2 separate regions of the Homo sapiens genome follow, and region 2 is linked to region 1. Evidence: chromatin loops called from intact Hi-C (ENCODE). Cell type or tissue: HCT116. All regions are shown on one strand. Links, peaks and the distances in the headings refer to the core of each region. The heading gives the core; the rest is flanking DNA.

Region 1 (8,420 bases), core at 280-8,279:
TAAAACTAATTAATTGAACTCAGAAGGTACTTAATTTATATCTTTACATCCATAGCACACCTACACAACACGCCACCAAAAGACTTTCTGAAAGAGATATTGAAACTGATACCTTCTTCAATTTGAAATGCTATTCTACCCCTAAAGCCTTCGTGGGTATTGTATCAAAAACACTTTGCTGTCATGAGTAGGTCATTTCATTTTAGACCTAGGCATTGCTGATGTTCTGCCATGGGGTGAACTACACTGCTACAGGCTTAAGACTTTGTTTATTCCCTCAACTGTTGAAGACAAGTCTCTCATTTTTAGGGTAAGACTCATAGGTTTGTTGATTGTTCTGGCTCTTGCCTTCTTCTTTGGGACCCAGCTTTTGTTCATTTTGCTCCTTATTAATTCTTACAATCAAGAACAGATCAGAAAGAACTGGGAGAGAAAGCCTGAAACTTTTAGGGGGTGGTTTTTCCCACACACTTTACTTAAAGTTACCAGGGTAGAAGAAAAGGAGTGAAGTAGAAGTAGTATCTAAAGCGAGATTTGAGAGTCTCTGTTGATCTGGTTTATTCATATACCATTTTTCAAAAGGAACGAAACTGGCTTATTGCATAGAACCTTATCATCTTTTAAAATTGTCCATCTCAGGTGGCTTCTGTATAGATCAGGAAGCCATCAGAAGGAGTTCTTGTACATTCAAGAATCTCACAATGCAGGCCATTGAAGAATCTGATCAAGACAGATAACAATTCACTTTTTAGATGATATTTTGCTTTCTTTTGAAAATTATTTATCCTTTTGTGTCTCTGGTTCCTTTTTAAAATGGTTTCTTTACTCTGTTGCCTACTTAAGAGACTAAGGTTCTATTAATTACTATACTGATCACATAAAACTCAATAGAATTTGAAAAGAATATTTTGAATATAACAACCTATCTAAAGAAAACAGCTAAAAGGCCTCTTTCATAAATATGTCAAAAAATAAATTCATATTGTCTAAACTAGCATTTTCTTCCAGATAACAGTTTAGGTGTACAGAAGTGGAATTCTTCTCATTACGCCAATAATGTCCTCAATGCTATAGTCTCACCTTCCTAAAACTAAAATAATGTGGAAGCAAAGCCTAGCCATGACTCCTCCTGTCTAGATAATTTCAAATTAGTTGTACTCATCACACCCATAAGCCACTATTTTGTTTTACCTGCACAGGATGACAAGTCTATTTCGCTGTCTCCTTTTTCATAGTTTCATAGTGGCAGTGTTTTCAGGACTCCGAGGTTCATTCTATTCATTACATCAAACAACCGGTACAAAATCAAAAAAGCAATTATGCAAACACTGTAACGAATTCTAACAAACATTTTATTAAAATAATTCATTGTTCTCTTTGAATTTTACAAAACAACCAATTTAAGTAATTTTTCTTTTTATTGTATGATATAACTGGATTGTTTTTCCTCAATTGACTGGCTATTTTGTCATGTAAAAATAGTTTTCAGTGTATTAATTATCACATGACTACAGCAGACAACAAGGCAAGGGCCTATTTTAGGGTTCTGAGAGCTTAGGCAACCAGGCATACTTTATAAAATCACATGGATCTAATGTTGTTGGGATTTGGGTCAGTCTAACAATGATGGTTTTTCTGTTTATGTGACAGCCCTTCCAACTATGCTTTGACCACTTTGAGGTCAACACTGAGAGCCAACACTGTGTGTCTTCCCAATATTCTCTAATTTCCAAAGCAGTGGCCACCATATTTTTTTAAAATGCATCACAAATGTCTGTTTAATTGAGCCCAGTTGAACCCCAACTAAAATCACTTTTGAGCACAATATTCCAATTAGTTTCTAGCACATTTCTTGCTTGGTATTGGTTAGAAGTCTTTTGCATTTAAAAAATTTAAAACTGGCCCACTTAAGCAATTTCCAATTGCTTTGATTTGGGCATTAAAACAGAATATCAACGTTTCTATTTTTGTGTCTTTAAATATTGCTGTGAATAGTAATAATGCATCCTCAGCAGTAGCCTCATTCCCTGACACTATCATGGTGAGAAAAGCACTATAGTAAGACCCAGTAACTCTGATTGAAAATAACACTTCCCCCACTATTTTTAGGTGAATGTAATTCTTACAAGAAATTTAAAAGAAATTATGAAAATACCATGTAATTTTCCTTCTGCCTTCAGGAAAAATAAAACCAACCCCCCACCCCCAACCCCTGCCTCAAAAAAATTCTGGTCTCTGAAAAGTCACCAAAGAAGAAGACTTTATGTGACTAACTTTGTCACACATTCCAGTGATTCACAGCACTTATATGTAACCCAAATTTCAAATGCAGCTAAAACATAAACTTATCATTTCTTGGTTAGCCCTCGGTAAGGCTAGTAAGATGTCTTCCTATGTAAGGAATAAAATAATTCTCAGGCCCTTTGTGGCCTTGTTTACTGCAAGCCAAAGAATTGAGAGCTGCAATTGTTCTTCCCATCCCAGAATTCGCTTCCGACCAGCCAGCAATTTAATGTTTTCATTTTCCACAAGCTGTTCACCAAGCTCTCAAAGGCTGGGTTTTGCCAAAATTAGTGAGGTATGAAGGCAGCCATGCCCCACCTTCTGTATTTATGTGTTTATAGTTGCTGTTTATAGAATCAACTGACTACTCTTTCAGGTTATGTAGAGATGCTGCTTGCCTGTAGATTGCTGGTAAGCAGATTCTCTAAAATCAAAACCCTGAATTTTAGTGTTGCCAGTTTCCATGGTGCAAATGTTCCCATCTTTGCTGATGTCATAATACCAACATGAGGTCACTGAACAGGAAGTTAGGAAAAGATGCACATCCTCTGCTCTCCTGAACCAATAAGAGCCAGTTCCAAGACACCATAACTGATTGCTATATTTTAGGATTTTTTTCTGATTATAAAGGTAATTGGCATAGAAAATTGGAAATAATTAAAAGTAAAATGAAGTAGAAAACAATACCTAGAATTCTAAAAGCTAGAAATGCCAATGATGTAATTGTTAATGTGGGACACGGTACTACTGCCTACCACAAATAACCCTTATGTGGAATTCTAATAAATCTGGATTTCAGTGTATCTTTCTAGAAACCATAGAAATTTCAATATATGCTCAAACTGAAGCCATTCCTAATGGGAATATCAGAAAAAGAAGAACTTGGAATTCAGAAGGAAAAGTAAAGAAACTGGTTAAGAATTAATAAAGGCTTTAGCAGTGAACTTTTAAGATAGCTAAAGCTGGAAGAAAATAAACTCCGAAGTTCAAACTGTGTTCCTGTATTTGTTAGCTCTCAAGGGAATTGAGGGTGAAGAAGGAGCTAAAGGCAGGAGCTTTGGCAAGATATCATCAAGCCAAATATCAGATAATCTCATATGTTTAACTAAGCTGAGTTAATTAAATAATGATTGCCCAAGATTTTTCCACCTCGAACATCCAAATAACGACAGATGTCTGACACCAAAAACACAACCCTAGAAGTTGGAGTCAACAGTTCAGTTCCAAGTCCTATCACAAAAGTATTAAGCACGGAAATTATCTGCAATATAGCAAAACAAATTTAAAATGATTTTGTAAAAGAATGTAGAAGGAAGGAGACCTTGAAGCATGAGAATGGTAATAAAAATATTATTGCAAATTCAAGATATATAAAGTGATGTGGGTATCTCCTTATTTATGGTGCTATGCTTATTTTTTTAAATAAACTTCAAAAGCATTTACAAAGTATTCTAAAGAGTTATCATTAATTATGATTCACTATCCATAGCTCCAAACTGTTGAGGTTTTCAAAAACTTAAAATTTTTATAGATGAGTATTTCTTTTACGTATTTCCCTCAAAATATACTCTTTCTTTGCACTATGATTTTATTGGTGAGACAATTCATTAATTGTGTGGTATTTCTCTAGATTTTACATAGCCTAATTCAGCCCATCTTTTAAAACAAACATTCTTATTGAAGTAAAACATGGATAAAGTACACAAATCTTAAGTGTCCAGTTCAATTAGTAACAAAGTAAGCACACTGATGTAAACAGTACCCACAGCAAGAAATAAGAACATTATTCAGCACTTTGAAGGTCCCCTTGTATACTTATCCAGCACCTACTGCCCAATCTTCCCTAAAGAAAACCACCATCCTGACAACAAACACCATAGATTAGTTTTGCTTTTTTGAACTTAATATAAATGAAATTATTCAATTGCATTTTTTTATATGTGACTGGGTTTTCATTCAGTATTATTTGTGAGGAGCATCCTTATTGTTGTGCATAGTTATTTATTCATTTTCATTGCTGCATAATGTTTCATTCAACACTATTTCTGACACTTTTAATCTATTATACATTTCGTGCTTATTGTTTGCCTGGTATATACTTTTTACATCCTTTTCTTGCAACTTATTTGGTCCTTTTTAGAAAAAGCAAAAAAATGTATCTCTTGCAGACAGCATACAATTGGGTCTTATTTATTTTAAACAGTCTGACAATCTCTGCTTCTTACAGTATTCAGCATAATAATGATATTCAATGGTATACCTAAATCGAACTATATTTGGTATAATCATATCTTTGGATTTAGATCTACCTCATTTTGCTATGTTTTCCATTTTTCTCATCTATTCTTGTGATTTATGGGTTTTTTTTTTTTCAGTTTGTTTGTTTGTTTTTTGTTTTATTTTTGAGAAAGGGTCTCAGTCTGTCGCTCAGGCTGGAGTGCAGTGGTGTGATCTTGGCCAACCACAGCCTCTGCTTCCTGGGCCCAAGCAATTCTCCCACCTTAGCCTTCCAAGTAGCTGGGAGTTGTGCGTCCCCACACCTGGCTAATTTTTGCATATTTTTGTAGAGATGGGATTTCACCATGTTACCCAAGCTGGTCTCAAACTCCTGGGCTCAAGCAATCCTCCTGCCTCCGCCTCCCAAAGTGCTGGGATTAACAGGCGTGAGTCACCATTCCTGGACTATTCTTGTCATTTCTATTCCTCTGTTCCTCCTATTCTGACCTCTTTGGGGTTAAATATTTTTAATAATTTTATTTTAATTATTCTATTAGCTTTTTAGCTATACCTCTACTCCTAGTGGTTGATCTAGAGATATGCATCTTTAACTTGTCACAGTACATTTAGAGTCAATATTATACCATTTCATTTAAAATATGAGAATCTTGCAACCAAATAGCTCTGTTAACCCTCTCATTCCTTGTGCTATTGTTGTTATTAAAGACCCCAATACAGAAAACAGTACTATAATTTTTGCTTTTAATAATGTCTTTTAAAGAAATTAAGAGAGCCAGGCACAGTGGTGCATGCCTGTAGTCCCAGCTACTTGCAGGCTGAGGTAGGAGAATTGCTTGAACCCAGGAGTTCAAGTCCAGTCTGGGCAACACAGCAAGATCCTGTCTCTATTTAAATGTTTTCTGGAAGAGATAGATTAAGAGAAAATAGAAAAATATATGTAGCCTTTTATATTTACTCAAATATTTATCATTTTTAATGCTCTTTATCTGTTCCTGTATATACAAGTTACAATTGTGTCATTTCTCTTCCATCTAAAGAATTTCCTTTAGTATTTCTATATTACAGTCTTGTGGCAACAAATTCTCTTGGTTTTTGTTTATCTTCAAAGGTCTTTGTTTCATCTTCATTTTTGATGGATAGTTTTTCTTGTTTTAGAATTCTTGACTGACTTTTTTTCTTCTTTCAGTGGTCTAAAAATGTTCCATTGTCAACCGGTCTCAGTGATTTCAGAGGAGTAGGCAGTGGAAGCAGAATGCTTACTGTTATTTCCTTGTTTGTAATATATTGTCTTTCTCTGGCTGCTTTCAAGATTTTCTCTTTCAGATTTATGATTTTGACTATGATGTGCCTAGGTGTGGTGTTCCTTATAATAATTCTCTTTGGAGTTTGTTGTTTCTTGGATCTGTAAGTTTATTTTTTATAAATTTTCAACCATTATGTTTCAGGATGTTTTATCCTTCCCTATTCTATCCCCTCACCTTTGGGAGATCAGTTTACACATATATGAGACCCCTTGATATTGTCCCGTTTGCCTCTGAGACACTATTCATTTTCCTTCATTCTTTTCTTCTTTTTGTCTACTCTTCAGATTAATAACTTGTATTGATCCACCCTCAAGTTTACTGACTGTTGTTTTCTGCCATCTCTAATCTACTTTTAATCTCACCCATTTAATTTTTAAATTTAATTAATGTATTTTTCATTTCTATAATTTTTTGGCTCTTTTTTTAGTTTCTTGTTCTCTGCCAAAATTTTCAGTTAATTTGTTATTTTTCCTTTAAGTTTTTTTAATGCATTTATAATAGCAGCTTTTAAATATTTACGTTTTAATTGTAGCATCTGAATCATCTGGTGACTAGATCTTAATAATTGCATTTTCTCCTATAGATCACATTTTCCCACAAGTTTGCATACCTAGTTTTTTATCGTATTCTAGACATTACAAAAGCTATATTATAGAGACTCTGGAATTTATATTCTTCTTAAGAGCGCTGATTTTTGTCCTAGCAGGTAGTTAACTTGGCTAATCTCACAATCTGAACTCTATTTCTCTAGTAGTGGGCAGCAGCTAAAATTTCTGCCCAATTCTTTCATATTCCAGCTGCTGATTTTCACCAGGACACTGGAGTCTCTTGGGCATATATAGTAGTCAAGTGGGGGTTTGGGTGGAATTTATACACAAATTTTGAAGTTCCCTCCTTCCGCAGCTTCCTCCTTTCCAGGAATTTCCTCCTCAATCCTTCCAGCTTCTCTGCCAATCTAGAACTCACTTCCTCTTTTACCTCAAGCCAGTAAAACTGCAACTTTCTGTTACCCAGAGCCCATGAAGTTTGGTACTATGGGGCCTCAGAAAACAACACTCCAAAATGAAGGCCACAGAAGCAGACTCACAGGCAAAGGTTTTTCTTTGACCCCTCCTACCCTTGTATCTCTCAGTCCCGTTCTTCCCGGAGGCCAGCCACAGAAACTAGAAACCGTATTCCCCAAGACAGTCATAGAAACCAGAAGAACCCCTTCACCCCAAAGCCAACCATAACACCTAAAATATTCTGTGTAAGAACTAGCCATAAAGAAATTAATCTGACCTACGTTGTTTGCCTGTAGGTCATAAGACCCCCTATTCCAAAGAGGGTCCTGCCCCACACCCAAAAGGAAGGAATACTGCTCGGAGAGGCCAAGAATCCAGACAGACAGGCCATGCTGGGCTTCCCCACTCAGTCTATTACTATTATATTTTTGTCCAACCATATTTCTACATGGCTGTTTATAATTTATTGAACCTAAGCATTGAAATGGACAGTTTCCTCTATATCTTTGGGTCTTCATTCTGAAGGCTCCTGTGTATACTCATTAAATACATTTGTATGCCTTTTCTCCAATTAATCTGCCTTTGCCAAGTTGATTTTTCAGTGAACTTTCAGAGGACCAAGCTCTTGGTCCCTACAGGATGTACCCTCAGGCAAAAAGGTGCATACTCACAAATCTCACTGTTGCAATTCCTGTCTTTCAAAGGTAGACTCTCTCTGGTATCTGAGTGTTTTGTTGGTCTCCAGTACTTTCAAATGGGTGGTTAGGGTGTGGAGAGAGGTGTAAATATATCATATATAATAGTTATCTGTGCGAAGGTTATTCTGGTTAAATAACTCTGCCATTTCTGAAAGTCTGAGTAAATACATATTTTCACTTTCTGCTTTTTTCACTTAACATTATATCATCTGGCTTTTTGTGTGTTATTTACTGTGTGATGTTGCTTTATGTGCTCTGATTAGCTGTATTCATTACATCTGTTGTTCATCTGGATTCAGAGCCTTTAATTCTACCTTCACATTTCCTATGTGAAGTCCTAACATTGTTTTGTACTGTCAGTTCAGTCTGTAAAACCTGGCAAAGCAGTTAGAAAATGAAACACCAGTCATTTTACGTCATGAAGCCAAATTGAGTATTTTAATCAATTCAACTTTTAATAATATGATTTGATCCACATAATAGTATATTTCTAATTTACAGTCAACAAAACCATTTCCTTGCTTTTCTCATAGTAAAAAATATTTCATTTCTCTGATTTTAAAAAGTTGATTTTTGTTCTTCCATTATATAACTTTATGGGGAAGTGTTGTTTTTCTCTTTTATTTTTCTCAGCAAATTTTAGCATAAGAGTAATTTGTAGCATTTTGGAGTTATCATGGCAAAAAGTTTACTTTTCTACAGATCACATGAAAGTTTATTTAAGAAAGACTCAGCTAAAGTTTCTTTATTCATTTATTCAGCAGATGTTTCATAAGGGTTTATTGCATGCGAGACAGTATGGGAGGTACAAGGGATATTAGAATAAATAAGACACCATTCAGAGCCTCCAAAGGCTTATAATCTCTAAGGAAAAACAGAGAAGTCATTTAAAA
Region 2 (8,241 bases), core at 1-8,000, 120 kb before region 1:
TTGAAGGGGTTCTTATGTGAAACAAACACGGCAGGACTTATTCCTGAGTAACACAAGACCAAGGCAGGGCAGCCAATCCTAACGGGCAGCGAGAAGGGGCAAGGCCAGCGTGCAGCTTTGTGGTATCCCGGGAGGATTTTATTTCCAAATATAAAATTCATGCCATGCTCACAGGCAGAACCTTAGAATAGTCATAATGATCTAATGACAGTATTACCATGGAAGGCTGCTACTAATACCTTGAACTACTGCCGTTCTATACAGATCCAGGGATATGATTTCAAAGCTCATGTGGAATGAAGACTGCCCCACCTGAAAGCAATCTACCCAAGTAAAAAGAAGAAGGAAGAAAAGAAAAGGGCAGAATGCAACTGAAGCCCACAATTTGGGATATCTAGGATGGGGAGGTCAGAGTTGGTTCTTTGTGGGGTTTCTTTTATTATTGTTGTAGTTTGGGGAGGGAGTGGTATTTTATGGCAAAGAACGAGAAAATATCTCTAAATTGGACAGCATTGCCTGCCTCGGACTTTTTGAATTACCTCTGACTTAAAGATTATAAAGTGTTTATTTTTCTCTTCCAAGAAGGGAGGGCATAGTAATTTCCTCCATTACCCTCATGCTCTCCTCCCTCTGCTGTTGAGGGGACAGTTCATTGATGATAGCTCCCTTGTGCTCAGTCAACACTGATGGCAAAAAGAAAGAAAATAAACAGCATATTACCTGTGAAAGAATGGGGAGCCCCTATAAGTCCAACCTAATAAACATCCAAGGACTATTGGGCCTGTCACTTGACATTTTGATGGAAATGGCTGTTGTTGTATTTCTAGAAATCAAAGGAAACATCAGAACCTTTGCAAACAGGAAAGCTGCATAACATTTCAAATACCAGTTAAGTGCCTATATTTATAGGTAGTGTTCACTGTTTCAAATATAACCCTGCAATTCTTTTGGAGAGAGGTTCTGACAGGGCTAACAGACCTGTTTAATATATATATATATATGTATATATATATCATTTTTAAATGATGCTGAAATTTCCTTTTATTCCTTCGATAATTTGCAGTTGGAATTCATAATTTTAGCAGTATTTCTCACATATAATGCCAAATTCGGTAACACCTACTTAAAGTGCATTGTAGCATGTGTTTAAGATACATTGAGCTCTTTGCAGAAAAGGTGCTATAGAAATCTAATAAATAATAAGTAGATGATTGACAAAGGATAACATTAGGAGCTCATTTTTGAAACTTTATAAAAATACATGCATTTGGGTTAATTCTCAGCTAGACAATCTCCTTGGCAGGTAGTGTGTAAGGGATCCTACATGCCCCAGATTTTAAGGTTCTGGAATATGATGGAGAGGAAAAAAAGGTCATGGCCTGCAGAAGATAGTTCTGAGGTTACAATAGTTCTCAACAAGAATCCAGGCAGGAATCCTCCCAATTTTGGCCTTGAAAATGCATTCACTGATGTTATTTGGAATGTGAAAGAAATCCAAAATATATAGAAGGTAGAGTTATAAAGGGCGGCTGGATTCAACCACATGGCCAAATTTGAATCAGCAAACTGACATTCTCTAAGATAACACACATTATGTCCTTTAAAATTAAAAAAGAAAAACAAGAGCCAAGTATCATTACTCATTTGTTATTTTGTGAGTTGGTTCAACTCAAGAATGCATAATTTTCTGGTTCTAATGCAAACTAAGGAAGGACGAGAGCCAGATATAAACAATTTCCTCCTTCTGGAGTAAAATATATAGCTATCCAGGGATTTAATGTGATTATGAAAAGAGACCAGATGCCTTGAATCTTGGCTGCTACAGGACCTGGCTTGGCAGCCTATAGGTTGATCTCAGAGAGGTAAAGATGAGTCTAAGAGGACTACTTTAAAAATGGAAATAAAATGGTTTATAAGTAAGCAAAAGCAGGAACAAGCTTATCGTAAGCAGAGTAAGCTGATGAAGGTGCAGATAAAACTTCATCAGAAAACCTGTGTAGTATCGTTTATGCCAAAGCATGACATTTGAATCTTCACATAGGAGTATGAGTTTCCAATGCATTTGGTTTTGGGATTACATCTTGGACAAGTTCTTTCTCTTTTTTTTTTAATTTTTCTTTGGTGATTTTATTGACTACTACTACTAATATGTGCATTTTGTAGAGAAGTTTTATATATGCCAGCTAAATAAAATCCTTCATACATGTCTCCAAATGTTGGACAAATGTAGATACATTGTTTATGCCAATGTCATTTGTTATATTGAAGTTGCCCTGATCATTTAATCTCCCTGTTTATTGTGGTTGGAAGTACTTTACATACTACCATATCATCTACAATTTGATCTTATACTATTTTATTTCTTCTTCTTAAAGTGTAATATGATATATTATATGCCCCTCCCTAATGAGACTAGAGAAAGAGACAGGCAGCCATCTTGACTCCATGAGAAAATAGTTTGCAAACCAAATCAATATACCAAGGATGGAGGAGTGGAGAGAAGGAAAAAGCCTGAATCATAATTGACATTGCTGTGCTATAAACCAACCCAAGAATTGTCCCCTGTCCCCACCTCCTCTCATATAATATCATTAAATCTTTTTATTATGGAGGCTACATTTTAGTTAGGCAATCTGTTTCTTGCAGAAGAAAGCCTCAGAATTAATAAAGTAGGGTTTGAGGTTTCAAAACCCTAATCCCTGAAAGACTCTGAGCATAATATTTATGCCAACAGATTTGGAAGCTAAGGTCAAGCCAATTTGACCTAAAAGCTAATTCCTTGGGGCAAAGAAAGAGAGAGAGAGAAGAAACTAAGAAACCTAAGACATTAGTATTTCCTAAGAAGAAGGCCTGCTCCTTGCTAAACTCCTGTCCTAATCTCAGGAAGAAGAGGAAATAAGAGAAATTCCAATTACATGTGCACAGAGAGGAGACAGAAGGAGTCAAGAGAGAACAGGCCAGCATAGCTTGTGATCTGGATCAGGAAGGTGTAGCCACTTGAATGACCCATAAATGGAGACCATGCAGGAGTGAGGAGGCTCAGGTACGCCAGATTGGACAATTAGGGACCAAACATATCCCATCCCCCACCCTCATTCACATCAGTACTTCATAACCTGCCTGGAACCTACACGATCCTTAGGGAAGTGGGGGCTGGGGACAGCAGTGTAGGAAATCTGAATTGATTAAATTTGAGAACTTAAAATCGAAATTTTTGAAAAATAAGAAGAGTGTTCAGACCAGAGCTTATGGTTTGACATTTACACTTACTATTTAATTAATTAACTGCTGGTAATAATGATAGAATGCCAGTTCCTACATTCAAGAAGCTCACAGTTTAATAGAAAAGACAGGCAAGAAAACAGTCAACCATGATACATGAAGTGTTTGACAGATAAATATGCAAGATGGCAGAGTACAAAGTGGGGGTTTGGGGTTGCAACTTGAGCTAAGTTTTGAAGGGCAAAAGCAGTTAACCACAGATGGTGTGGGGAAATGCGGAGTTCTGTTTGGGTCTTGTTGCATCTGAGGAATGATTTTTGTTGTTTACAATCAGGGAATCTTGGGTGTGTCTACCTGTTAAGGGGAATGAGGCAGTAGAGAAGTGGATGATGAAAAGAGTGGCTGGAAATTATGTCCGGAGAGCTCTGAGGAGGCAGAGAGCAAAGGGACACAGATCACAGGCTCAGAGGTTGGCTTTGGCCAGAATAAGGAAGTTGAGAAAAGGCATAGATGGAATACTGCAAATACATTGTACACACCTTGAGAGTTGACAGGAAGGTAAGAGAGTTCGTGCTAGATGACCTCTATTTTATGTGAGGAGTGGAAGTATGCAGGATTTTAAGGAGGGGAGTTCTGTGGACAGATTTGTATTTTAAACATCACACACCGGGGCCTGTCGTGGGGTGGGGGGCGGGGGAGGGATAGCATTAGGAGATATACCTAATGTAAATGACGAGTTAATGGGTGCAGCAAACCAACATGGCACAGGTATACATATGTAACAAACCTGCACGTTGTGCACGTGTATCCTAGAACTTAAAGTATAATAAGAAATAAAAGTAATAAATAATAAATAAAAAATGAAACACTCTGGTAGAGAGTCAAGGAATGAATATATGAGAGAAGCTAAGAAAAGACTAAAAGCTGACAGACTTATTAAGAGATTATTGGAGTCATTCGGTGAAAAGAATCATCAAGGCCTGAATTAAGACAGTGACATTGGAAGGGAATAAGAGGGAATCCATAGATATTTCTAAGCCAAAATCATTCTAAGAAGTGATTGTTTAGTTATCAGGAATGAGGGAGAGAGAGAAAAGGAGGAGGATACCTGAGACATATTTGGTTTATCAGAAATTTGAGCAGGAACAGGGAGAAGTTTTAGGGAGAAAATAATGAGCTTAACTTTGAACACATTGAGATTTAGATAAAGATATTGACAAATTATAGATTTAGACAGGAATTGATTTAGATGTAGATATAGGCAGTTGGATTTGTGGCTCCCGAGTTCAAGAGATGAGGTTTTAGCTGGAGAAAGTGTGGAGAAATCTGTTCTCTCCAGAAGGGTGGTTGAAACAATGGGGATGTAGGTGAGATCAGCCTGTAGGAGTATGTGAAGAAAGGGGTTTTACAGCCTTTGTTTTTAATCCACTCCGTAATTCATCAATTTGTTAACCTCCTCTGTATTCAATGATTCCTAAATATCTACTCCACTTTCACACTTGGAGTCAATATTATTTCCTCTCATTTGGTGCTCCTATTGGTCAAGGGAACCTCCAAAAGCCCACACAAGCCATGGGAAGTAAGATCCACTATAAATATGTCCTATTATAATGAATTTATTTGTTATAGTTCTACTGTGAAGGCTTAAGATTACCAAATGACTATCTCCTTAGAAGTATAAAGCAAGCATAGTAAGCTAAGAGTCAGAATCCCCTTTTGTCAACTCTGACACTACTTATGGCATATTGGACAAATTTTTGCAATAGCTGGTTACTGAGGTTGATGCTCTCATTATGAATACAGTACAATGTATTGTTTTGCTCTTTAAGCAATCTTATATACACAGACATGAAATTATCAAAAATGCTTTTAATCCATTTCAGTGCATGTATTATAATACACTAAATATATTTCCTTTTTTCATCACAGAAAGTCAAAAGATCTGTTTTTCTTGTAGTATTCATAAATGACCTTAAAACTGACCCACATATAACCTACTAATTACCCTCCATGTACCTTCCAGACCCTGATTAATTGTGTTTAGCGTTTATGTGAGACTGTGACTCTACTCTGGAAATCATCTGTATAGCTTGTAATTCCCAGTGGAAAAAAAAATTGCTGTGACCTATACAGTTGGAGAAAAGAAAACACAGCTACACTTTTCCAAAAGCAGAACAAAGCAATGAAATAACATACCTTTCACTAGGGACTTGGTGTTATCTGAAACCCTATAATCCACATCCCATTCTGCTTTTTCAATAGGTTGGATGATTTCAGTGTGCGAGTCAGAGAACTAATCAATTTTGAAACAGCATCTGCAAAAATAGATAATGTTCATGTAAAGGTCAACCTAGTCATAAAACCTCATTGGTGTGAGTAAATAAACACACAGGCTTTGTATAGAGGGGTTCCCCTAAACAGAACAGCAGTGCAGGATTGGCAATGTGATACTGCATCAATACCATCAAAAGAATTTACCAAGCACCAACATGTAGAATGAACTATGTGATTAAACTGACATGGTCCCTGAACTTCTATAATGTAATTTAACTTCTGTGCTCCTAATGGAACACTTAAGAATCTAAAACTCATTGGGTCCCAAACTAAACTTTTCTCCCAAATTGCTTTTTCTCCTGTGCTTTCTATGCTAGTGAAGGAATCCATGGCATCCAAGATTTCTTTCTCTCCCTTACCCGAGTTACCAATCCATCTTTAAAGTTTATTGGCTCGACCTCCTAATTATCCCCTGAACCATTGCCTTTTGCTTCATTTCTATAGCCATCACCGTTTTCACTAAGACTATTGTAATATCAATTGCTCTGAACTCCCCTCTTCCAATGTATCCCTCACACTGTTGCTAGAGTGATTTGACCTTCAAGTCTCAGTATATTGCTCATCTGCTCAAATGCCTCCCAGTCAAAACTCTCTACCTTTTCTTTTGTGCCATTCCTACTCATCTTTTAAGGCTCTCAGATCATTCAACTATTCATTCACTCAGTAAATATTTATTAAGCACAAACTTCATGTTACACAGTGCTAGGCACTGGAAAGACAGTGATGATATAGTCCTGGTCTCACAAAATTTGCAGTGGCAAGAAAGTAAATGAAATAACAAAATGTGGCCGGGCGCGGTGGCTCACGCCTGTAATGCCGGGAGCACTTTGGAAGGCGGAGGCGGGCGGATCATGAGATCAGAAGATGGAGACCATCCTGGCTAACACAGTGAAACCCCGACAATACTAAATATATTAAAAAAAAAAAAAATTAGCCGGGCATGGTGGTGGGCGCCTGTAGTCCCAGCTACTCGGGAGGCTGAGGCAGGAGGATGATGAGAACCCAGGAGGCAGAGGTTGCAGTGAGCCGAGATCGCGCCACTGCACTCCAGCCTGGGCGACAGAGCGAGACTCTGTCTCAAAAAAAAAAAAAGGAAAAGAAAAGAAAAGAAAAAAAGAAATAACAAAGTGTGATAAATATTGTGAGGAAATAACTTTGGTAGAAACAATTTAAAAAGAACTCTGGGGACCCCAAATATTTAAGGTGTGGGTAGAGGAAGAAAGGTCTCCAGAGGAATGGAAAGTAAGGTGGGAGAGAATATGCTGCCCTGGAATGTCAAAGAAAGAGAATATTTCTGAAAACAAAAGAATAATTAAGAGTATCAAATCCTGCCAAAAGGTCAAGGAAATAAGGACTGAAGATTATCTTGGAATTTTGCAGACACTTGAACACAATTTTGGTGGAGTGGTGTCGGCCAAAGCCAGCATGAAGTGAGTTGAGGAATGAATGAGAGATAAAGGAACGGGGGTAGCAAATATAGAAATTCAGCTGTGATGGAAAGCGATTTGGTAGCTGGAAGGGAATTTAGGGTTGAGGGAGACTCCCCAGAAGGACCCATGCAATTTTTAGTGCCTTCTTAATAATATGATTATTGTCTTATATTATGTAATATTTGGCTTTCTGTTCCAGCACTAAAAGGCAGGAAACACATTATTTCATCTTTATATCTGCAACTCTTAGCACGAGTTCAGGTACAAATAAGTACTCCATAAAAATCAGTTTAAAGGCTGAATAAATTAGTGATCTGCTGTAATCCAAATTTGAAATTCATTCAATTGCCATCATCCTTGACTTGTCTCTATTTTTCCTCTTATCTGCCCTTCCTGACTAGTAGCCCCAAGGGTTACACAAGCTTTGTGTCCTTGAACTCCTGCTCTGGCCTGTGTACACTCCTTCCGTACGCCAACCCCTGGAACTTAACACATGTGCAATTGCTCCCATCACTGTTCTCCCCCATAAGTCAGCCTGTGTACTTTTCCAACTTCTCTAAGACTTTTTATACCCAGAGGTATTTGAGGACTGTTCTGAATGTTGTGTTCCAATCCTTGCTTGTTCAGATGTGGTCATGGATATGGCTAGACTCGAGCATAGATCTTTCCATGTTCCAAAAAGGCAGGCTTCTACTTTTCCCAAATAATAAGGTATTGTTTTATTATATATTCCATCAACACTTTATGCCAGATGTTTGCTTGACAAATTACAGCTCTGAATTCTTGATCCAGTGTTTTACCTGATGAAGAGACATACTTTAGATATGATTATCTACCACAAAATAATTTACCAAGAACCAGATTTGATTATTTGTATATTTACTCACTTTATATTCATTACATGTATTTTTATTTACTTTCCCAGTCTTCATTACTCCAGACTGGTTAAGGTCTTAAGGTCATAGGCTAAAGTTAAACACTCTTAACATACAGACTCCCTGCATCATGATATTTCTGCAAAAAATTAAGACAGTAGGAATTTTCTCTGGACAAAGCACTTTTAAAAATCCAAGGGGAATATTTCCTTCTTATTTGTGTGACACAACTTTTTAATGAGCAAGGCATATGCCTTCTATATTTGATAACACAAAGACAGACAATATTTCATACATAAAAATAAGATTTTATCAGAATAACCTAAGATGATCTAGATTTGGCCATTTTGTGTTAGCTAAACATGACCTGAAAGAAGAAT

The links. A loop is a pair of places that touch in the nucleus more often than their neighbours do. Peaks named below come from ENCODE experiments on the same cell type or tissue, not always from the same donor. Only the 100,000 strongest peaks of a DNase experiment are listed, where the experiment ranks them.
Region 2: it touches region 1 in a loop (2.1-fold over the local background); 2 of 110 quality-filtered maps call a loop at or near these places.

What each region holds. Positions count from the first base shown.
Region 1 is chr14:30,500,629-30,509,048 of GRCh38, forward strand. The region is part of intron 3 of G2E3-AS1 (G2E3 antisense RNA 1); the gene reads right to left. LOC105370432 (a long non-coding RNA gene) reads left to right here and starts at 2,812. Exons shown (of 3, transcript XR_943713.2): 1 at 2,812-2,913. In HCT116, for the core only: no CTCF peak of the experiment used is centred there; no DNase peak of the experiment used is centred there; H3K27me3 peaks cover 1,431 bases.
Region 2 is chr14:30,380,594-30,388,834 of GRCh38, forward strand. LOC112267868 (a long non-coding RNA gene) reads right to left here. Exons shown (of 7, transcript XR_007064106.1): 6 at 5,419-5,537. LOC105370430 (a long non-coding RNA gene) reads left to right here. Exons shown (of 4, transcript XR_943705.2): 3 at 265-407; 4 at 2,884-3,028. Among named protein-coding and RNA genes, the nearest start is that of G2E3, 170 kb to the right of the region's middle. In HCT116, for the core only: no CTCF peak of the experiment used is centred there; no DNase peak of the experiment used is centred there; H3K27me3 peaks cover 3,134 bases.